Regions from separate parts of the Homo sapiens genome. Here regions 2 and 3 are each linked to region 1. Evidence: chromatin loops called from intact Hi-C (ENCODE). Cell type or tissue: endothelial cell of umbilical vein. All regions are shown on one strand.

Region 1 (8,000 bases):
CTAGTTTTAAAAATGGTTCTTATTACTATCTCTAACCCTTTAAATCTAGTGCCTTACTGAAGCTGAGGATGATGAAGTGATGGTCTTTTGTTTCCTCATGCTCTGAGCTCCCAGGCTATGGAAGCTGTAGATTTTATGTCCCACCACAGTCCCTCCAGTGCTGGGTGATCTTAGTTAAGGCTTTGATCTTACTTTGGGTCTGAAAAATAAGACCAAAAAAATGAATCTAAGTTTGAGTGTTAGGTCCCAAGAAATAGCTAATTTCAACATTTCCCCTGACATATAAGGCTAAGGTGAGGAAATTTCATCATATACTACCTGGGGAGATGGGAAATATAAAGACGATGGCAGAAAGGGTAAAAAGATGAAATAAAATAATGAATTAAATTCTTTTTTTTAAATTTTAAAGTTTGAAAAGTTTGATTTGAGAATTAGGTGAAGGTACAAGCCAATGTCTTTGATAGGGACCAGAAAGAGATCAAAAGAACCAGTGTGTGGTAAATAACTTTTGATGAGAAGAAACAAATTCAGGTATCTGTGGTAACACTCTGTTTGTCTCCTTGTTTATCTCCTCAACCATCCTTCAATCTACACAGAACCACCAGAGAAAAACCACTGCAGAGTCATCATGTTGCCCCAAATATCTCTTAGAGGGTTGACCTGAAAATTCGAGTGGAAATTATTCTACCGCTCAGCGTGTGCTTTTGGCCACTGTTGAATATTGACCCATCTCAAGTGTACACACATCATGTCCATCATCCTTGATTTGGGGAAAGCTGGCTGGAGCCCTAACTCAGAATTCACCCTCTTCAATCTGTCAACCAGGCTGAGCAATTCTTAAAAACAACTTCTGTTTATAAGAAGTTGATAAAAGGGACTTATTTTTTTAATATTAAATGCAACATTTAATAATTACTTTGCAGTTTAGAACAGTGTCTAAAATTCTTCTGTGGAGTTTGAAAAGATGTTTCTAGGGCTGAAGGTGAAACTTCTGCCCGCATTTTGCGGATGGGATGTGGAGATGGGAAACACAAGTCCACTCTTCTGAAAGGCTTGACATTTTAGAGCTGAAAGTTACCAATGGCTTAGAGAAGAAATTTAGTTTAATTTGTCCACTACTATGATTTTCAGGGTAGAAGTTAAAGTTTCCGCAGCTGTCCAGACTAATTTTCTAGTTTATCCTGAATCTACAAGGCTTCATTTTTTCCACAAATAACTATTTATTGTAAGCCTATTGTGTAGCCTATGGCCTTGAATATAAATCAGGGATATGTGACACCTTCAGGGAACTTCCAGCCTGTATTATTTTTCATTCTATAATTTAAAAAATTCTGCAATTACTGTTTTATGTCAATTCCATCTCCATCTACCATTATAATGGCCACTATTGTGTGGATGATGCTTAAATTTCTTTCAGCACATTGGAACTCTCTCCTAAGCTATAGTCAAAGATGTTCAGTTCTCTGCTTTGTAAGTATGTACATACTTACATGGAGCTCAAAGTCAAACTCTCTGGTACTATTCACATAAACTACACCATCCTCATAATTCTTCTCTTTCTTAATAGAACAATATTCCTCCAGCCCCCTAGTTACGCACAATTCCCCTCCATGGGCTTTCATATACAGAAGGCCAACACGTCCTTTCATTGAACTTTCCCTGCGGGTTCCCCAGCAGCTCTACTCTATACCACTGCCATCTCATTCTGGTTTAACTTGCCATTATCTCTTGCCTGTTCTGTGATAGTCACCCAACTCATCCTCTGTTTCTTCTCTCCCTTCTAACTTAGTCACGATGTACACTGCAGATTAATCTTCCCAAAGCACAATTTCATTGCATCATTCTTTTGTTCAAATACCTTCATGGACTCCCCTTGGTCTACAAATAAACCTAAACTCAGTAATCTTCATTTTTTGGCCATAACCTGCCAGTCTTGTTCTTATCACTCATGGTGCTACTCATGCATATGTCATAATTACCAATCTAGAAAATTGCTGTCTATAAACATGCATTCTGCTGGGCTACGCTTGAACGTGCTTCTGTGAGCAATGCTTTCTATTTTGGTTTTATTTCCCTCAAGTTCTGGTTTTCAGTGTCAGGTTCTTCGTGAAATCCTATGATAGATCTCCTGTGACCACCAAGACTTATGTTGTGAGTATCAGCTGTCCTCATAGTATTGCTATTTGGAAATGTATCATATACGTTTAAGCTTGTAAGGACCTTGAGTTCATGTCTGAGGTTGCTTTGTATCCATTCTCATTTTTCATACAGTGTCTAGACAAGTAGCTTCCCAGAATATTTGGTGAATTAACAAATAAAAGGAAGAATGAATGAATTAATTAATGGGAGATACTAAGTGAAGTATAATAAGATAAGTGAGTCTGAAGTCAGAATTTCTGAGTTCAAACCTAGACTTTGCCTCATAGTAGCTGTGTGGCTTTAGGCATGTTGCTGAACCTTTCTGTTTCTTGTATCATCACCCATAAAATGAGGATAGTACAAGTACTTATCTCATGGGGTTGTGGTGGGTTGTAATTGTATTAATCCATGTACAGTGCCTAACAAAAAAGATGATAAAAACACGATGCTTGGCACAGAGTGGACACTCGGTAAGCATTAGTGGTCACTATTACTGTTGTTATTTCAAATATGAAAGGGGAATTCCAAACTGGAGTTACTGTAAGAATCTTCCTGAGAAGACAGGGCAGGAGCTTGGGTCATGAATGATGGAGCAGAGGTAAGGACATATTATGTACTGTTTTCTCAGATCTCCCCAGAGTCAGTCATCAAAATCATGCTGTCTGTTGCCAGCCATACAGATGGTACTTCTTTTCAATCTCTAAGTCCTTTTATTAACTAGAACAACAGCAATGTTTTAGATTCCTGTGCTACAGGGCATTTTTTTCTTCCCTGTGGCTGGCCCATGTGTTTAGGGAGGGCCGTGAAGGCTGAGTTCAGGGCTGCCTCTTGTTTCCCCCTGGCCTCCTGCTGCCAAAGTCTCTGCTCTCAGCCTTGTCAGGCTTAGCCCAGGAAACATCTGCAAGGGCACTTCACGGTGACGCATTCTCAGGATGAGACAGCCAGGCCTCAGAGCAGCCTGCTGGGCCCATCTCCTCCAGAACATGTGTGGGGAGGCTGAGGAAAGAGAACTTGGGGCTGGGCTTGTCACCTGGGGCACAGAGGGCTCAGATGACGTGATCCTATTGTCTAAAGGACAGCAGTCTGTTGTTTTTGTTCTTTTTAGTAAAATAAATAAAGCCTCCCATTTCTATGATAATGCATGAGCCACCAGAGCATGGCTTGATGGTCCCACCTGGACTCAATGCCTGGGCTGTCATGGAGGGTTATGGAGCAAGTGGGTGACTAATTATTTGCACAGCTCTGGCCTAATGAATAGCTTTGGATAGAGAACTTCCTGGAGTCAGCTGGGGAGTACTCCACCCATGCAGCTTGATTACAGAAGCTATTTTGAAGTGCATTTTTGTTACTCCCAGAGGCGAAGGCCACTTGATGGGCCAGATTGCCCTCGTAAGCCAAGCATGGCTCATTCTCATTGCACCTGAACATTCGGCACGTCCTGCACACAGGAGAGGGTGTCTGAGTGCTGCCCTCAAAGTGTGGGCTTCCTGCACCTATCCTGTCTCCGGCTTCTCTTCCAACTTTTGTTATTTCTGGGGAGAATGACTTCAGCTTGGGTTGCAGGCGAGGAAAGATTTTGAAATGTTTCTGTGTTGAGGAGTAGGTCCTCTCTCTGTCTTTACCTTCCCGTGTGCAGAAACTGCAGAGGACATGTGTTGCCCTTCCGGTGGCCTGGGAAGCTACTGGTTTTCCTTTTAGGACACGAAGGGTAGACTAAAGCTATGTTTTCTGCGATGTTTTACTTTAGTCGTGCTCATGCACTGTGCCAAAGATACTGAAGTGTACTTCCTAAAGAGGAGAAATAAAAGTGCTGGGGGCGGGGAGTTTGATGGGTTGGTCGATAGGTGATCCGTGATTGAGCATTACAAAAATGAGGCCTGAGCTGCTGGTGCTTAAAGTTATTTCTAAATGCTTGCCGAGGCGCCTAACTTCGCTTTCTTCTCAGTGCAGATCTCCTTTCACTGAGGTCCTGTGCGGGGAGCTTGTTTCTTTGATATGGAAATGTGCACATTGATTCCTGCTGGAGGACCCAGGAGCCTCTGGGACCCCGCAGCTCAGGAGGCAGTTTTGGGTTGAAAGTTGGGGAGCGGAATTCATCTGGTCTCTGTTTCCACTTCCTTCCTCCACGCTGCTGTCTGAAGTTTGTTTCTCTTCTGGCTTTCTCTTTCCTATCTCAGATTCTTTCCAGTGCTTAGGGAAATCTCTTTCCACTTTTCCGAAAGCAAAATAAATGAAGCCACGATAGAGGCTGCCCTGCTCCTCAAAATACCTATGGGGGTAAGACGTAGAAATCCTAAAGCTGAAGTGTGATTTGGGAGATGGGTACGCTATGCCCTGCCCACGAATAATTCAGAGTAATAGGTAGATTCTGCCTATTTTCTGAGTGGCTTTTAGATTCACTAAAAGGTGACATTGGATGAGGTTTCAGGCAACGGAGCCAAGACAGGAAACTCAACCAAGATGATCACCAGGGACACGCCCCTGCATTTCCTCAGAGTAAGAGAGATCATACATCTGACTTGAGGCTTTTAAGCAAGGAGACTAAAGGTTGTTTGGCACAGTACAGTATTCATTTTAAGAGACTACAGACATAATCCAACTGTGAGATTCTAATCCTTTCTACGGCTTTTCCTTGGAAACAAACTGTAGGCAAGTCGTTATAGCCATGGTGCCCCTACGGTCAGCATGTTTTTCGATGCCTTCACAAAATATGAGACTAGAAAAAAGAATGACTGGGCCCAAAATGTAAAAATAAAGCTGTAAATAAAAATTAATACATATTTAACTTATTAATAATTTTGTCAGAGACTGTAGCAATTCAACACAGATTATTTTTCCCCCTATTTTACTGAGGTATGATCGACAAATAAAATTTGAGTATATTTATCATGTACAACATGATGTTCTGATAGATGTATACATTGTGAAATGATTACCACAAACAAGTTAACTGATCCATAACCTCATAGTTATCTTTTGTGTATGTGTGCAGTGAGAATAGTTAAGATCTACTGTTTAAAAATATTTCAAGGCCAGGTGTGGTGGCTCACGCCTGTAATCCCAGCACTTTGGGAGGCCGAGGCAGGCAGATCATGAGGTCAAGAGATCAAGACCATCCTGGCCAACATGGTGAAACCCCGTCTGTACTAAAAACACAAAAATTAGTTGGGCATGGTGGCGCGTGCCTGTAGTCCCAGCCTCTTGGGAGGCTGAGGCAGGAGAATCGCTTGAACCCGGGAGGCAGAGATTGCAGTGAGCCAAGATCATGCCACTGCACTCCAGCCTGGGAGATAGCAAGACTCTGTCTCAAAAAAAAAAAAAAAAATCAATTATATCATATAGTATTGTTATAGTCACCATGCTGTACATTAAGTCTCTAGAACCTATTCTCGTAACGGAGAGTTTGTACCCTTTGACCACATCTCTCCTTTTCTCTTTCCCCCAGCCCCTGACAACCACTATTCTAATTCTACTTTCTGTTTCTATGAATATGACTTTTTTAAAGTCCACATATAAGTAAGATCATACAGTATTTGTCTTTCTCTTATCATATAGAATTTGTCTGTGTCATTACACATATTGTTCTTAGCATAATGCCCTCAAGTTTTATTCATGTAGTTGCAAATGTCAGGATTTCGTTTTTATAGCCGAATAATATTCCTTTGTATACATATGCCACAATTTGTTTATACATTCATCCACCAAAGACCACTTGGGTTGTTCCCATGTCTTGGCTATTATGAATAATCCTGCAGTAAACTTAGAAGCACAGACATCTCTTTGAGATACTGATTTTGTTTCCTTTAGATATATACCTAGAAGAGGGATTGCTGGGTCATAGCGTAGTTCTATATTTAATTTTTTGAGAAACCACCAGACTGTTTTCCACGGTGACTGTACTCATTTACATTCCCACCAACAGTGAACAAAAGTTCTCTTTTTCTCCACATCCCCACCAACACTTGTTATCTCGGGTTTTTGATAATAGTCATCCTAACAGGTATGAGATGATATCTCATTGCCGTTTTCATTTGTATTTCCCTAAAGATTAGTAAAGCTGAGTACCTGTTTATGTAGTTATCTGTTAGCCATTTCAAGAGACTATCTGTAAGCCACATCTATTCAAAATATAGGTACATTACACGTACGTCATATGTGTAATATGTCATATGTGTAATGTATTATGATGTGTAGTCTCCAAAAGTTAGAATGTTAAGCTACAAGAAGCTTTATAAAATGGTCTTGCTGCTTGTCTAACTTATAAGCCCTCATTTTAGAATCTCGTATGGCAGAGGAATAGAATGACATAATGGTTAAAAACTCAAGTCCTAGATTCAGACACAGATTTTGATTCAGAATCTTTATATGACCTGGGACAAGTTCATTACCTCTCAGATCTTTTTCTCACCAATAAAGTAGGAATAAAAATAATTATATCCATATCATAGATTTTTTTGAGAACAAAAGTCACTTGTTACAGCATCTGACCCCGAGAAAGCACTCGGTGAATTTTAGATTATAATTATTGCTCTTCTTTTTTATCAAACATTATTCATCCCACAAAATTGTTCTTAGTATTCTTCACACCTGGCTCTAACAGATTTAGACTGTCTCTATAAATCAAATTTATATTTGAAGGACTAAAAATGAAGCACTAGAAAAGATATCTGGGACAATGTGCTTCAGGCTTTGGGGGCAATTTTAAAAGATTAGGTTTAGAACTCTTTTATGTAATATGAACACAATTCAACCAAATACAGAATGGACCTCCTTAAGAGGAAAACTCTTATGTAGCTGGTTTATTCTGGCATTTCTGGTTTGGAAAACAAAACTCTGTATAAGAAATAAGCTACATTTCTGTATGCATGGAAGTGCCATTTGGAATGACAGATATTTCTAGAGTCTAAACATCTTCCTTAAGTTTCTCAGGCCTCAATGTTTTCTCACACTGTCTTACACATATCTTGGCCTTCCCACATTCTTCTTGGATTGATTGCCATTCTCTGCCTGACTCAGTAACAGGCTGGGTGCAGTGGCTTACGCTTGTAATCCCAGCACTTTGGGAGACCGAGGCAGGCGGATAACCTGAGGTCAGGAGTTTGACACCAGCCTGACCAACATGGAGCAAGCCTGTCTCTACTAAAAATACAAAATTAGCTGGGTGTGGTGGTGCATGCCTGTAATCCCATCTACTCGGGAGGCTGAGGCAGGAGAATTGCTTGAACCAGGGAGGTGGAGGTTGTGGTGAGCCAAGATCGCGCCATTACACTCCAGCCTGGGCAACAACAGCGAAACCCCGTCTCAAAAAAAAAAAAAAAAAAAAAAAAAGTAACAGTAACAAACAGAGATGTCTTTTGATATTTCCTGCCATATTTCATGTAATGCCGCATCTGGCAGGCAGCTATTCAGTACAGTATTAACTATCTTAAGGGCACCTATCCTGCTTTTCTCTATGTTTCTGTTTATTTGGTTGATTTCCCACTTTTTTATGAACAAATTAAAGGGAAAGGCTCTATATTTACCTCCATGCTTAGAGATCAAGCGCCAAGAACAGAGTAAATGTTCATTAGTGAATGAGTGAATAAATGAGTTAACGAAAATTCTAAGACTTATAGCAAATTATAAACTTACTCAGCTAGCTGACCCACAGCCAATAATAGCTGATTAAACAGCACACTGTGAAGAGTCTGCCGTTAGGATCATCCAGACTCTTATCTCCCCAGCTCCTCTGCACCTTCTTCCCACCGCATCTGAGCCCAAGTTGTTCTTCTATCCTAAAGTCCATGTGGGCTAGATCATAGACTGAGGATTCAGTTCTGGGCTCAAATCTTGGCTCTTTCTCTTACTTTCCATATAATTGT
Region 2 (8,000 bases), 160 kb before region 1:
TAAGAAGCAACTATACGAAGAAAAAAGAAGCCCATTTCTAAGCAGGCAGCCTTCTTGGTGACCTCATCTTCCTCCCAACTTGGGTCCAGTTGGAGCTGTGCATACAGGGCAGACTTCCAGTTCCTCCTGTCTGGGACTAACAGTGGCAGATATAAATAGACCAAGACTTTGTCTGTAGCCATTGTTCTCTAACTGCCCATTGTTTCTAGAAGCAAAGCAATGCTGTGGCTGCAGCTCTCTTTCTCTCTCTCTCTCTCTCTCCACCCCACCCCCTTTCTCTGTCTTTCTTTATTTCACTGTACAGGGGTCTGAATTCCAGCTCAACCATTTGTACTATCAGCCACCTTTCACTTGCCAGATGCTTAGAAACTCGAGGGGAGAACTGGCTCCACAAGTGGGAGACCAACTGAATATTGTAACCTCATATTTTGATTCCAGTAATGCTTTTGTCTGAGTCTTTCCATGATATATTTGTGGTCAAGACAAAGATATGTGGATCTAATGATAGTAAAGTCAGGAGGATTTGTAACTGGTTGAGCAACTATACCCAACGGGTCTTGATTAATGTGTCAGTGTCAGAGTAATGCATGGTCTCTGATGTTATGTTATGGGGATCAGTACTTGCTGGTTGCCTTTTCAACATTTTTATTAGGGGCTTAGAATAGAGAAAGACACAGAAAGCACACTTAGTGCATTGCAGATGGTGCAAAGCTGAGAATGATGGCTAATAGGATGAGCACAGATTCAAGGTATAAAAAAGTTCTTAGAAACATGGATCGAAACAAAGTGAAGTTAATATGGATAAATGTGAAGCCCTGTTGTGAAGTTAATAAAATTCAGTCAATAGGTACAGAACTGGTTCAGTATCACTTTCTATGGAGAGGTCCTGGCAATGTCCTTTGAGTGGCTTTTGTAGTTAGGCTGTTAGATCAGTGTTGTCTTAGTCTGCACCAGTCAAAGCTTATGGAGTAAGATGATCATCTCATTGTTCCCATTTAACTTCTGAGAAGCACGATGTTCACCTATGAATGCTTGTGATGCTCTTCAGGAACATAGGCTTAGAGGAATGCTTCTAGGTGGAGCGAGGGGAGTGGCCAAAAACCATGCCAACATGAATGGTTGAAGGAACCACGGAGTTTGGAAACCTGGACGGAAGTGATGATAGGAGGAAGAAAGCAGGGGAAAAGCTGCCAGATAAGGACAAATTTGCTTTGTGCTGCTGATCTCTCAACAAGCAAAGCAAGGGCCTATTGATAGAATTCATAAGAAGGCAGATTTAAACTCGTTGTGTCTAATCATTTTTAAATAATCATTTTGGCTTATAAGTGAAATTGTGTAGCTCAAAAAGGATGGGGCAACCAAATGTCTTAAGTGAGAAGACTTCTGGGGAAGTATGGTGGTCGTTCTTCAGGTCCTGCCCTGCCCCTCATGACCACTCATCATCAAGTACTCCTCTGTGGATCTGGAAGCTGGAGCAGGGTGTGCACGCATACTGTGTTGCTTCAGTGCCTGTGGCTGCCAATATTGAGAATCCTTGTCTGATGTACTGGGAAAATGGACTTGCGTATTCTTATTTTTCATTGTGGTTTCCCTGGGTTGAAAACAGACAGTTGCACTGTGTGAATGTGTATGAGTATGCTTTTTCCTTCTCAGTCCAGATTTATTTATTAAAAGAAAAACACATCTGCATAAAAAAGCCTTAGAACGCAGGAAGAATGTCCACTTTGTTTTTCTTTCTGTAGCACCGAGACATGTGGGGTTTCAGCTTCCTCTAAGAAGTTTTTGAAGACTGGCTTTCATCTCAAACAAGACTTTTTCCCATTGGAAAAACGGTCCTTTTTTGGTTTAAAAATGTATTTATATAATGTATAAATAAATAAGAAAGTTGAGAGAGAATTTCCTTTCAAAATTGATGAAAAAATGTTGCTTTCTGAACATCATTAATTGGGAGTCGGTTGTTGCCTCTTCCCAGGCCATTGCCACTCTGCATTCTGTTTCTTTGTTCTGGTTTACAATTTTCCAATATTCCCTTTCTCTGCTTCCTGCTTTCTTCCCTCTCTCCTCCCTTCTTGGCCAGCTCTCCTCCTCTGTCTGATCCCAGCTCCAGCCTTCTCCCTTGGCGGCTACCCCCATGGCCACTGCACCACCTTCCTAGCCCCCGTTCCTCCTTCCTTTCTCTAAGCCTTTCTTCCTTCTGCCCTTCCCGGGCTAACTTTGAACAACTGAAGCCCTCACTGGAAGAGGCCTGTCTCTGTGTTTGTTTCCTGCGTGGGAGGGAGAGGCAGGCCTTGAGAAAACAGTTCAAAAGTGCAGAAAAACTTTACCTCTTCCAGCCTAAATAAACGGGCTCTACTCCATTTGTTTGCCCAGATTTTTCATTTGCCCATGGAGAAAACTCCTCATCGTACACCTTGCCCAGCCTGGCCTTCTTGGTGATTCTCAGCACCACTCTCCCGATGCCTGTTTTACCCCCCGACCAAGTGCCAAGTGGGCCCCGAGCCGAGGTTTGACCAGGCCAGTTCTGGGTAGGACGTGCAATGGAGCCTGCTGTCGGTAGAGAGTCTCGGGGATTGAGGTTCTTCCCTGCTACAGAAAGAGCTTTTTCTAGAATGAAAATGTTGGAGAAAATGAAAAAAGAAATGTTATCATGCCCCATCATTTTTGCCTCATTTGCTTTTAATTCTGTGAATAGGTGCAGGGAGAAAACACGTGGCTTGCGTGTCTGAAGATGTGGGATTGAATCCTTGTTATATCACTTTACTGGTTTGATAATCTTAGTTAAGTCACTTAAGAAACATTTGTGAGCCTCAGTTTCCTCACCTACATGATAAAGATAATAACTACAAGTGCTTGTTTTGAAAAATCATATGAGAATATTCAAGAAAATGCTTTCTAAAAGATACAGTTCTAGTCAAATAGCAGGAATGATAATTATAGGTGGGAGTTAAGTGAAATTAAAATAAATTGGTTAGCCCAATTCATCAGCATCTGCAAGATCTCAGAGGATGAGGCCTCAAAGGCTATTATGTAAACCAGAATTAGTGGAAGCTGGGATTATAGCAAGATGTAGTTGTCAGATATTCTCCATTGTCTTCCTGGATGGGGTTATCCTATGTCATGTTGGTACCAAAAGCCGTATGATCCTGTCATGAGAATTTTAGTGAAGGCAGGGCAGGAGTTTTCCTCATTCAGAAGTGTAAGATGTGGGAAGAACCAATAGGATGCAATGTGGTTCTCTGCAAAGCCATGGAGACGAAAGAGCCCAACTCATTCTTTCCTCCTGAGTAATGTAGAGACCATGGCTCTGTGTTTTTCAGATAAAGAAGTCACACTGTTCTGGGACATTTAGGAACTATAAAGTATGTCATGTGGTGGGAGTCAGGTGTAATTATCTATGCAGGAAATGCTTTGAAACATGTGAAGTACTTTGTAAATGGCTTGAAATGATCATTTAAGAAGCTTAAATGATTCTTTAATGTACCCTATGGAGGTGGTCCTTGCACACAGGAATCATAATCTCAATAGCTAAAACTTCCTTTTAAATTGCTTGAGTGTCGTTAATTTAGAGGCCCATAAATGACAATTAAAACGCAGCTTGGGTTTTGGCAGATTCCAAACACATAGAAAAGAGTTCTTAGCATAAAATTATACTTTTGCTTTGTGCCATATTGATTCTAAAGTGGAACTCTTAGGACGTTTTTGCAACCAAAAGGCATCTTAGGTGCATTGGATTCATGTAGTTCTGAAGTGTCACGGCAAACATATTTTAGATGCTTATTGCTGCAAAAAGTATTTCCCGTTAGCAGATTGGAGGATGCAGAATAGGTAAGAAATTAGTCTATTCTGTTAGAAAAAAATGCCAGTTTCAGGGGATGTCAATTTCCATTTATATCTCAGAATCTGATTTTTGCGTTTGTTTTTCTTATTTTCTCAGTCGCTTATTTGTACCTGGAGAAATTGCCAGATTCCTTCTTGATGTTTCTGTAAGCATTGGGAAATAAAATCTTTTTTTTTAAGTCTTTATATTTTATAAGATGCTTTTCAGTATAATCAAGTAGCCAATGATTTGTTGAGCACCTACTATGTCTTAAGCTTTGGCATTGTCACACATAGTCCACTTAATCCTCACAGCATGGTGGGTAGAGCATCCTAGAGAATGAAAGCGAGCTTCATCTGAGGGGCTTTGAGACCTGGTTTATGTACCTTCACTTGCCAGGCTGCTAGAGAAAAACACATATTTAAAAGCCTTTCCAGCAGGACACATTCATTCATGTATTTCCTATTTTAGGCCATTTGCCCAATGTTTAGGGTGGGAGATTTGAACTAGTCTAAGGAATGAGCGAGAAAATTTAGCTACAGGACCAAGGGGGCAGTTCTGCTTTCTGGCTGGGATCCTGGAACGGAAGAGCCTCTCTGGGTTTCCCTGAACACCTGGAATTGATTTGGGTTTTGCTCTGACTTCGAAACATTTGCTGAGGTGGAGGATGGTGGAGGAGGTAGGAAAGAAATAAATCCAGTGATTAAAAATAGCTTGTGCATGTCAGGTGCCTGAACGAATTTGGGAACATGCCTGCAATCCCTTTTGTCTGGCAGGTCTGAACTCCGGCGCTGCCGAATTACAACTGCTTTCATTTGTTTTTCCTGCTTCCCTACCATGTAATGGTCAAGGGCTCATTGGAACCATGTGTGAGCCTGGTGAGTCACCAAATCCTCAGGACTTCAGTGGTAATAATGTGTTAAAACTCCTTTTGGGGGATGGGGCAGGAGGTGGATGAAGGGAAGAGGGAGAAGTCTGAGGTCACTTCCTACAGATGTTCAGTGTGCTGAGCCCTCTCTACAGGCTTCTTTCTCAGGCCTGGCTGCAGGACCTGAAACCAGCTTCTCCATGCAATTTGGAGCTGCCTTGCAGGAGACCATCTCTTTTGTCTTAGGGCAGCTTCCCTCTGGGGAGAGGCATCTCCTCTGAGTTGGCACATTGTACCCAAAGAGCGTGCTTTCCCTAGTGACTGTGTGCATTGGCAGCAAACCGAGATACTGTAACTTGAGACTGGCTTGCATTTTTGGTCAGTCAGGTCACTGGAGGGTGAATTGGGGATTTTCTCTGCAGCTTCTTCTCCCTTCTTTGCAGTGGTTTTTACTGGCTGGTGACTTCGAAAGGGTTAGGTATTAAAAGAAGTTCAGAAACCCAGTTGTATGTTTCCTAACTCATATGAGTCTCTTCCAGGTCTCATAGTGTCCTGTTGTTTGGGACAATAATAGACGGTTTGGTTGGGATGGGTGGCCTCAGCATGGGCACTGAGTCATTTATTGCTTCACTCTTGCTGGAGCCAAGAGTCCTGCGTGTCCCCCATTGTGTTGTCACATCATTGGGTTTATGAAAATACAGCCGAGGGGCTGAGGAGGGACACTTCCCTCCCTTCTTTGCATTAACCTTAGCCAGAAGCTTTGTGGATTATAGTACCTCCCTAAGCTGGAAGTCCTGCCTGCCCGGTTTCTAGTGCCTATCACAGGAATCACTTACCACTCCCTTCTACTCTACTTCAACCCTGCCTTTATATGAATGAGAGAGGGCAATAGAGACTGTCTTTCTTTGAGATTCCTTTGCACATTCTTCTGAGATCATTAGCTTTTTTATCAGGAGAATCCTCTTGTAGACCAGTGACCACCCTCCAGGGGTCATCAACTTCAGAAGCAGAGCCGTCAGTGTGGCTGCAGCCATTTCTCTATTTGTGTTGGTCTGAAGGGGTAAAGGCACCTTATCTCCTAAACTGGGACTTGTTGTCGGCAGTTTGGCAATGATATTACCTTTCACACTGCCCTTCTGTGCTGGCCAGAACTCCGAGCCTTTTTATTTGTTTTGTACACTTTAGTTACAGTTGTAAGTTCATGAGGATGTTGACCATTAAGAGGAAATATCACTGCAGCCTTCTGCTTGTAGGAAATGGAAGTCCCTGGAACTGGCTTACCATCTTGATTTGAAATCATCTCTGTGATCCAACATTGGCACTTTCCAGATCATGACAGTGTTGCTTTGAAAGAAGTTCTGTGGTTCAAGTGGGCCAATGCATGAAATATAGACCTAGATTTAAGCATGAGAGAAAGTAACTTGAAGGCTTTTTTTCTTTTTCCTTGAGTTTATTTGCCTCTTATTGAACTTTAACTCTATGATCTCCCTTTATCTAAAAAATATCCTTGTGACAATGAAATATTTGTGGGTGAAATGACTTGTTTTCTGGGATTAGGTGTATAATTCTTCTGCGTGTGTGTATGGGTGTGCATGTGTGTGGAAGATGAAATAAAAACGGGTAGTATTGATAAATTTTGAGTAGAGTTTCTCTCTACTTTTATGTATGTTTGAAAATTGCCAAATAAAAAATGTAAAACTCTATGAGGGATATAGACACCACCTATGAACAGACCTCTTTTCAAAGTGAATTGAGTAAGTGACTTATCCAGTGTGTCTACACTAATGGCGTATGTGAAATCAGAACCTATGGATTTTGATCAACAAGTTATCAACAATGCACGCCCCTCTCTCTCTTTTTTCTTTGTCTTTAGAATCCTATCTTTCAGTTTGGAGAACTGTTCTTTTATCCTCTCCATGTGGACCAGAAGGTTTATTCTTGGTTTACTTTTACTTTAAAAAATATATTTCAGTAAGCCTTTATGTAACAAATTAAACTTCTGTTATATGCAAAGTTACCCATTAGGTTGAGTCAGGGTTGGACAGAGAAGGAAGCCAGGTTTTCACTTAACTCATTTGCTTCATATGGAAGGAAGCCTCAGTTGCCTGAGTGCCAGGAAAAGAAAAGATTATAGTTGATTCTGTAAATGGCTCTTAATTATGTTCTTACGGGGCTAGCTGTATGAAACCCTGGGTTTCTTGGAATAGTTTTAAGTTTTTAATCACTCCTAAAATCTTTCAAAATAAGAAAGGAAAAGTCCCATTTTTTTTTTCTCAGCTCTGAAAAATGTTAGTTTTCCTGGATATCTGATCCATTTCTGTTTGCAGTGGAATAGAGAGAAAGACCCTGAACTTTAAGAGTTAGAAGACTGGCTTCTAGCCCCAGCTGGTCCCTCTTGGCCTTGTGACTTTAGGTCAAGCTCTTGATCTCCCAGGGCCTTGATTTCCTCATCTGTGAAATGGGGACCTTGTGATACCTTTCCAGGCCCCTCCAGTTTTATGTTTAGAGGATATTTTGGAATAGTGTATGTGAAGAGTCTTGGCAAACTGTAAAGCATTTCTCAGGTATAAGGCATATTACTCACTCTTAGTATTTCTTTCATGCTGCTATTGAGTGTGACCATACCCAACACACATGACTGGTATCATAATCTGATGGGGTTGGGCCCAGTTCAATGGTCATGCAAAACTGGGACATGCACCTTGGATTTCTTGTCCTTGGCTGTATCCCTCATCTCCTAACCCTAGGATCCCAGACGCTCCAGTCTTCACATGATCATTGATTGAGAATAGTGAGAGCATAAACTCGTGAGGTCAGTAAGGCCAGATGTCTTGAACTTCTTGCCAAACAAAAGCCACCTAGTGTTTAGATTCTGTGTACCATTGTTGGTAAGAGCCATTCGGTTTCAAAGAACTGAAAAGAGTGGTATGAAAAGACACATGAAACACCCTGGAAGGTTCTTGGAAACTGAACAGCCCTTAACTTTGAGTTACATGTAAGTGAATGGAAACCCTTGTTTTACATTTCACTTGAAACATCTATGAGGTGGTTCAGGGTTAGGCCACAATGAAAAATGAGCAGATGTTTCCCTGCATTCAAAATGCCACTAGCTTATTCTTCTGTAGATTCAGAGAAAGCTACCTGCTCACTTCTGTCTAAATACTGTGCAATCTCCTGCAATGGTTATTTAATCACCAGCTTCTGCACAACTGTCCTTTCAGAGGTCTAGGGGAATTCCTATAAATATTAACTGAAATTTGGGGTCCCAAGGAATAATCAGTGGGCAGGAAATCTAATATAATTGCAATATATTTA
Region 3 (8,000 bases), 160 kb after region 1:
TTACTCTAAGATTTTCCTCCTATCTATCCTTTCTTTCTGGTCACCCATCCCTGCATTTATTAGTACTCTTCAGGTCATTGTTCTTTTCCCAAGTTTATCCTTCACAATCCTACTCATCTTCCATGTGTTTCCACTGCATAAATGCCACTCTCTGCCCTTAAAATATAAACTCATAGCCCTTTCCCTACAATTCTGAACTTGTTACCACTACTCAGGTCAGCACATCCAAAGGCCCAAGAGCAGAGCAAGCAATTTAGGGTAGAGGAGTATTTGAGGACACTGGGAATATATGCCCATTAGATTGTTTCTCTTACCACTCTGGGAGATGTTCTTGCCCATTCTTAGTCCCCATATGATCCCCATCTTATTCCCATTCCCCATTGTGACCATGCTTCTCTGGCCACCATTATTTGGTCCAGTAGATGGTGCTTGGTCAAATTGGGCCAAGTAATATCTTTTAGATGGACAAATTAAATTAAGCACTAGAGAGATTCTGTTGTTTTTCTAAGAGTGTGGATCTGTAATATGTACATTTGGAAGAGATCAACCCTTTGATCTGAAGAAATAGAGAGAAACAGCAACAAGAAGAGGGTGGGGGGTGTTGGGAGGGAGGAAGAGAGAGTCAGAGAGAGAATGCACACAGTTGTACAAAAAGGAGTAAAATTGAGGAATAGAAATAGACTCCTGACAACACGTAAGTCAGTAGTTTAAATTCATTCCTAAACTTTGTCTGCTTTTTACCCCTAGATCTTGTGGGATATCGTTTTCTTCAGTTGAACTTGAATGGTTTCCATTTTGTATGTCATCAAGGGTTTGATGAAGTCAATCCTTCTTTCAGTTTTGCCCCATCCTAATGTCTGCTATTGGGCATTCTTATGTGATAGTTTGGTAAGTTGGATGGTATCATTTCTATACTTGACAGTTATGTCTAAAATATACATGATTTGTTTGCTGAAGTTAAATGTGTGTTCTTAAAGTGTCTGTCATTTGCTGCACTGGAAGAAAAGAGCAAATGAAGTCTATTTTTACAGTGGGCAGTTGTGTTTTACTTTATAAAAATGAATGATCAAATTACAAAAGAATGATTTACAACTGTTATTGAGGGTGTTAGATATTTGACCAAAAAGATAAGACCTAGGCATGCTTAAAACCTTTATGTTCACTTTCAGTTGAAAAACCAATGCAATGAAAGTAAGGCACATCTGAAAAGACAGTCTGTCAATAGAAGAGTAGGATCCCATCTGTAAATATGCACACAAATTTTCCCAAATATACACACACTACATGAAGCAATATGGGGCTGAGAGATTTGGGAAGGGTCATAGAGATGAAAGGCAAGGAGCTAGCATTTATTCAGTGCATACTGGGCACCAAGCACTTAGTACATGTGTGTTTAACAAGTTATACAATTTTCTATAAAAACCCTATTACATATGTACTAATCATCCCTTTTTGCAGAGAAAGAAATTGAGACTCAGATAATTTAAACCATTTATCCAAGACCATGTGCCTATTGGAACTAGTATTAAAACACAGATAGCTCTAATTTCAGAGTCCATGACCCTTCCCTGTCACTCTTCTGCCTTCCGGTTTCAAGCTGTGTGCCCTGACCTCCTGTGGAGTAGGAGCTTACAGATCACAGTCAGTGGATTCTTAGAATTCACTGTGGTGGCACAGTTGAATCTACAGGTTTATCTCTACTTGGTCTCAACCAGATATCTTCCACCTACATATGCTTGACTCAGTGTGCTGGGCTTCTTGTGTAAGGTTTCTTCTGGAAAAAATACTTCATTGCTTTAAGAAGTTTGAAAGCCATCATCACAAGTCCAAATAGGTAGTGTTTGTCCAAGTTTAATCCCATTTTCTCCAAGTTTAATCCCATTGCATCTAGGACTTTGAAAAGAAACAGATTATGACTTTCACTTTTTTTAAAAAAAAAAGCTTAGTTTTTTAAAAACTGAAGTGTAAATAGAGAAGATTGTCTATAGTATATGCATCAGAAAACCCCTCCTGAAACAGGGAAATCAACTTGTATACAATCAGAGTGGTAAGGAGAGCAAGGAGATAATCATTACATGACAATTACCAAATAACAACTTTTAAACTATAGGTACAGTTCCTTTATGAAGTAAGTGTGCAAAACTACAATGGCTCTAGCTTCAAAACAGTCTAAGAGCATCTAAGAATAAATACTTTCTTATTTTAAAAGGCATGCATATCCCCAAATTCAGCATCAGCAAGCAAGCAAACGAGATCTGGGTTTCTGCAAGCCACATGGTACAAAGATGGTTTGGACCTGACCCACTTTCATGGTTCTGGTTTTCCCTGTGTAGCTGTTTTCATTGCATAATTGCGTTGCTGATTGAGCGTCGGTCACCTTAGGCATTGGGCTGAGAAGCCAGGGGACACTATTGCAGAGCCTGTTGCTTATGACAGGGGTTAACATTGAAGCACCACAGAATGGTATTCAGTATGGTGGAAGCAGTCTCAGGCCTCAGGCCACAAGGGTGGAAAGCAGCTGAGCTGGGGAGGTTTTGTGGTATTGATTACAGAGTAACAGGAGAGGAGGAACTAAGGCGGAATGTGCATGTTCAAGTCCTGACCACCTAACCTCTCAGATCCTCAATGTGAAATGGCATTAATAAATGAAGTTTATAATGAGGTTAATCATCAAAAAGTTGTATTTAAAAAATAGGCCGGGTATGGGGGCTCATGCCTGTAATCCCAGCATCTTGGGAGGCCAAGGCCGGCGGATTAGCTGAGGTCAGGAGTTCGAGATCAGCCTGGCCAACATGGTGAAATCCCATCCCTACTAAAAATGCAAAAATTAGCCAGGTGTGGTAGTGGGCACCTGTAATCCCAGCTACTCTGGAGGCTGAGGCAGGAGAACTACTTGAGCCTGGGAGGTGGAGGTTGCAGTGAGATGAGATCATGTCACTGTACTGTAGCCTGGCTGACAGCAAGACTCTGTCTCAAATAAAAATAATAATAAATGACATAATGCATGCTCCTGTTTCTTTCCTCCTACTATATTCTTCACATTGTACTTTTTGTTCAATGTCTGTGTTTCCCACTGGACTATAGTTCCTGGGGTCGAATATGATGTTGTTCTTGGAGGCTGCTATATAACTGACAATCAGCCCAATGCCTTGTACAGAGATGTACCTGGACATACTTCTGCTGAACGAATGAATGAATGAGTTTAACAGTATTTTGTTAAGTATACAGAATTGTTACTTGAGCTTTTGCCATTTCTTGACTGCTAACTGGTTAATTTCTTATCCAGAGAAAACCCTCCTACTCAAAAGTTGTTTACAGGGAATGACGCCCTTGAGTCACATCACAGTGATAAAATATGTACTCGGCAATCCCTCCTCACCCCCAAACTGGCCTCTTGCAATCTCCACCACATGATGATCCCGTGACGTCTAGGAAACAGCCCATTCTGTAGAGAATAAAAAGCTGTCCATCTCTCATTGTTCCTCCTTATAACCTTCCTCTCCTGCCCTGGCTCCTCACCCCCATCCTTTTCTATTTTCTACTTCCTGATCCATCTTGTCCCCAGGCCACTACTTGAAGTATGAGCAGTCTCCCTGCCTTAGGCAATTGATAGGTCCAGGGACACCGAGGTCAGAGCACAGATTGTTTTCCAAGTGTCCCTGAAGCCCCTGTATGGTGCTGGGGAGTCAAGCCCAAGGAGGCAGTTCACAGGAAATGGGACTGAATTTGCAACAAGCGGCACAAAGTGGCACCGGATATCACCAAACAACCAAAACACTCATTGTTTTCTCCCCACCCTGTGACCCAGGCCTGGGTTTATAAAGAGACAGCAGCTGCAGTCCTGGAAATCCCAGGTGAACACTCAACAGAGGGCACTGTTAGAAGGAAGCCAGGTGCTAGGCTTTGAGTGAGGGATGTTGACTGAGATTTCTGGGGTTCCATTTTTGTCTAGAATTATGTTTGCCTAAGCAATGTGCAGGCGATAACAAGATTCTTGTGGAATTTCAGCATGGGAATGGTCCAATTGTGAGTCATTTCCTCAGTTACTTAGTCAGCAACCTGGTACTTACTGAAGGTCTTCTACATGCTGGGCACCAGGCTAGGGGTGGAGACAGACAAGGGAAGATGCTCAGCACATGAGCCTTCAGGCCAAAGTGAGCTTCTGTTCTAGTTCTCATTCTGCTTCTTACTCTCCGAGCAACCTCAAGCAGCTGTATGACCTCATGGAGACAAACTGTGAATATTAAACAGAGATAATACATATGAACATCCAGGGGCTCAATGGGATAATTTATGTATGTATCGAAGTTCCTGATTTCAAGATCTTGGTTATAGTTCTCTGCTCTTAACACTACTGCATAAGAGAATGATCTGGAGAAATTTTAAAGAATGCCAATGCCTAAGTCCCACCTCCAGAGATCCTAGGAACATTGCTCTATTTATGAAGCTTCCCACATCACTTAATGTGCAGCCAGGATTGAGGACAACTGTGTGACAAGACAAAATTAACACATGGCATAATTAGAGAAAAGTTGATCACAACATGTCTGCATTCCCTTTCAAATAACATTAGTCCTGATGGCAACATTCTCATCCAAATTATCCAGATGAGCTTTGCAAATTTCCAACAAACTCGTTGACTATCCAACAATTGTATTAGAGGCTTCTTCTAAAATCCATATTTACCTTCTTTTACAACATTTCCTTTATCTTTAGTAAAACTCTGGCCTCTTTCTCTTGCCTACCCCCTCCTCTGTGGACTGTAAAAATGTGAAAGATTTATCTCCAGAAGCACATTCGAGTTCACTTATAAGTTTCTCTATAAGTTCACTTCCCATGAAAGTTAAAACAAAGACAGCAAGGAGGAGAAATAGAGAATACTAAGTACCTTTTACAGTCCCCTCTCTCCACTCTCCCTCTCTCCACCTCCCCAAAATCCAGCTCATCTGATTTCTATTATGCCCATATAAATGTCTCCTAAGCCTTGGGCATTTGGGGACATTGCCAACTCCACAGCTACTTCATGGTTTCACATTCCCCTTGCTCCTGTAACTCTGGCCCAAAGCACCAACTAAGCTCTGACCTTGACTGTTGAAGACAGCATGAGCATCAAACACTTACATGTGTGTTTTATTCAATAATACTTTTAAGCCACTGTCTTCCTCCAGCAACATGACACCTGCCAATCCAGGAAATCAAATCCCTTAAGAAAGATCAGTAAACAAATCTTCCTGGAAACCTGCATTGGAGGTGAGACAATCAAATGCAACGATGTAAGTAATTATCCAAGGCCATTGCAAGGAGAATCAGGTGCTCCTGTCTCCCACTATGCAACACAAGGCCTAGTTCTCTAGTTACAGAGCACAATGTTGCTGTAATAGCCTAATTGATTTATAATGTTTTTCTCTGTATTGCAGCATGTGTGCAATTAGTTACTGAAAAGGAAACACAGCTCAGCTCAGTTGCTGCATCTGCTGCTAGTCAGGGACATACAATTTCATGCCCTATTTTCCAGATGGCTTGATTAACATTCAGAGGAATCTAGTGGCTTGGCCAGAGCTGCAAAAGAAGCAGGGGAAGCTCAGGTATAATTGGACCTGGGAGAACCACCTCAGATAGAAAGAAAGCAAAATCTCGAAATGCAAGCCAAACCTGCAATACTGTGAGAAGGAGTAAAAGATGGGGAGTGGCTCTTTTTCCTCCATTTATTCATATATCAGTTCATTTATATAACAAATATTCAACGAGTATTTCATAAGTACCAGTTTTCTGTTAATTTCACAGTGGTAAGCCAACAAATATGTTCCATGCTTTAGGGAGTCCACAGTAAGTGGGGGAAGCACATATTAAATAGAGAGCCACACATATAAAAATGTGAGTGTGGGGCTGAGCATGGTGGCACATGCCTGTAATCCTGGCACCATAGGAGGCCGAGGCTGATGGATCACTTGAGGTTAGGAGTTCAAGACCAGCCTGGCCAATATGGTGAAATCCCAACTCTACTAAAAACACAAAAATTAAGCAGGAGTGGTGGTACATATCTGTAATCTCAGCTACTCGAGAGGCTGAGGCAGAAGAATCACTTGAACCCAGAAGGAACAGGTTGTAGTGAGCTGAGATCATGCTACTGCACTCCAGCCTGGCCAACAGAGGCAGACTCTGTCTCAAATATATATATATATATATGTATATGAGTCTGGGAGTGATATCTGTTAAGAGGAAAGTATAGTACAGGCAGAGAAGTACAGGTTTCCCTGAGGAAGAACTGTTAAATATGAGACCTGAGGAAGGGGTAGAGATGATCTCCAGAGAGGAGGAAAGGCATTTCAGAAAGAGTCCATAGCAGATTAGAGAACAGATCTTGGTGAATGTCAGTAATTTTAGAAAGGCCGGTGTATCTACAGCCTGACGAGAGGGAGGAGGTGGTATAGGGTGAGTCTGCAAATGTCAATTAAGTGCGGGGTAAATGGAGGCTTTGGGATTTCTATTAAGAATGTTGTATCTTTAAGTATGCAAGGAAGCCACTAAATTAGACATTTTAAGTAGAAGAGAAAACATGATTTAAATATTTAAACATTTGTTTTAATTGCTCCTTGGAAAACAGGGGCAAGATGGGAGTGTCATGAGTGGAAGCAAAGATAGCCTTTGGGAGCCAGGTGAGTACTGGCTGTGGCTTGGGTTTGGATGATGAAGTGGAAGCAAAGATAGCCTTTGGGAGCCAGGTGAGTACTGGCTGTGGCTTGGGTTTGGATGATGATGGTAGAAACAAAATGAAATTGATGATTTAGAGAGCTATCTAGGATGCAAAAGTCAGTAGGATTTGGTAGTAGATTGAAAGTGAAGACAGAGACGAAAATGGCAAGAAGAATGACATGTTTTCTTTCTTGAACAACAGAGTATGTGAACACATGGATCCTTCTCAGAGAGATGGAATTTAAAACAAGAGTGTGGAGTCAAATGTTTTGACAGAAAGCATAGAGTAAGAGGAAAAGGGGGCTCAAAACTGAGGCTTGAGGAATTCCAACTGAAGAGGTCAAATTGGTGGAGGACGTGATAGGGAAAAAAAACTATATTTGGAGAAATGAAAATAAACCAGGAGAATGGAAAGAACCCTATCAAATGCAATGCAGTTGTCAGGTACCATGAGAATTGAAAGATGTCTGTTGGGCTCAGGAGTGTGGAGGTCCTCATGACTACTATAGAGGAGCAGTTTGCCTGGCTGCATGGCATGTTTTGAAGTCCCAAACTCATTACCAGACTGACCCCTGAGAAGAGCTGTGGAAAGCACCAGTGTCTGAAGAGGTTTTTCTCTGTTAGTGCTGAAGGATATAATTGGATGGTTGAATGAGTGGGTGAATAGAGACTTTGCCTGCATCTCCAAACTTGTTTCTTATTTCTTAGTTGTGGCCATTTCTTTCTGGGAGAGGAAGGCATGGGGAAATGGTGAAAAGGGAATAATTGTCACACGTATCTACTAAAACAATTGACTCCACCCTCTTGTTTTAAATTCCATCTCTCTGAGAAGGATCCATGTGTTCACATACTCTGTTGCTCAAACAAGAAAACAGGTCATTCTTCTTACCATTTTCTTCTCCCTCTTCACTTTCAATCTACTATCAAATCCTCCTGACTTTTACCTCCTAGATATCTCTCTAAATTATCAATTTAGATTCCTAAATTAATCAATTCCTAAATCCTCTGGCTGGCCAGATTATAACATGGTAAGAATGAAGGAACTAAACAGATCTGGGGTTGTGAGTGGTGAGTTGTGGCCATTTCTTCCTGGGAGAGGAAGGCATGTGGAAATGGTGAAAAGGGAGCAATTGTTACATGTATCTACTAATTAAGACATCACATCGATCAGGTAACCCGTATTTATCCTCCACCTAGATCAGTCATTCCCAAGCCTGGCTGATCATCAGAATGACCTATGGAACTTTTACAAAGGACACACTTCCAAGTTACACCCCAAAACATCCTAATTCAGCAAGTGTATGCTG

What was found. Peaks named below come from ENCODE experiments on the same cell type or tissue, not always from the same donor. Only the 100,000 strongest peaks of a DNase experiment are listed, where the experiment ranks them.
Region 2: it touches region 1 in a loop (4-fold over the local background); 2 of 110 quality-filtered maps call a loop at or near these places.
Region 3: it touches region 1 in a loop (5-fold over the local background); 3 of 110 quality-filtered maps call a loop at or near these places.

What each region holds. Positions count from the first base shown.
Region 1 is chr11:128,338,105-128,346,104 of GRCh38, reverse strand. No RefSeq gene overlaps it. Among named protein-coding and RNA genes, the nearest start is that of LINC02098, 130 kb to the right of the region's middle. In endothelial cell of umbilical vein, no CTCF peak of the experiment used is centred here; DNase peaks (open chromatin) are centred at 3,114 and 4,604; H3K27ac peaks cover 2,841 bases.
Region 2 is chr11:128,494,268-128,502,267 of GRCh38, reverse strand. All of the region lies in intron 3 of ETS1 (ETS proto-oncogene 1, transcription factor), which reads left to right. Among named protein-coding and RNA genes, the nearest start is that of MIR6090, 24 kb to the left of the region's middle. In endothelial cell of umbilical vein, no CTCF peak of the experiment used is centred here; DNase peaks (open chromatin) are centred at 127, 1,670, 2,203 and 4,737; H3K27ac peaks cover 4,951 bases.
Region 3 is chr11:128,176,694-128,184,693 of GRCh38, reverse strand. LINC02725 (long intergenic non-protein coding RNA 2725) reads right to left here. Exons shown (of 6, transcript NR_183639.1): 5 at 4,071-4,234; 6 at 1,138-1,893. Among named protein-coding and RNA genes, the nearest start is that of LINC02098, 28 kb to the left of the region's middle. In endothelial cell of umbilical vein, no CTCF peak of the experiment used is centred here; a DNase peak (open chromatin) is centred at 4,003; H3K27ac peaks cover 1,683 bases.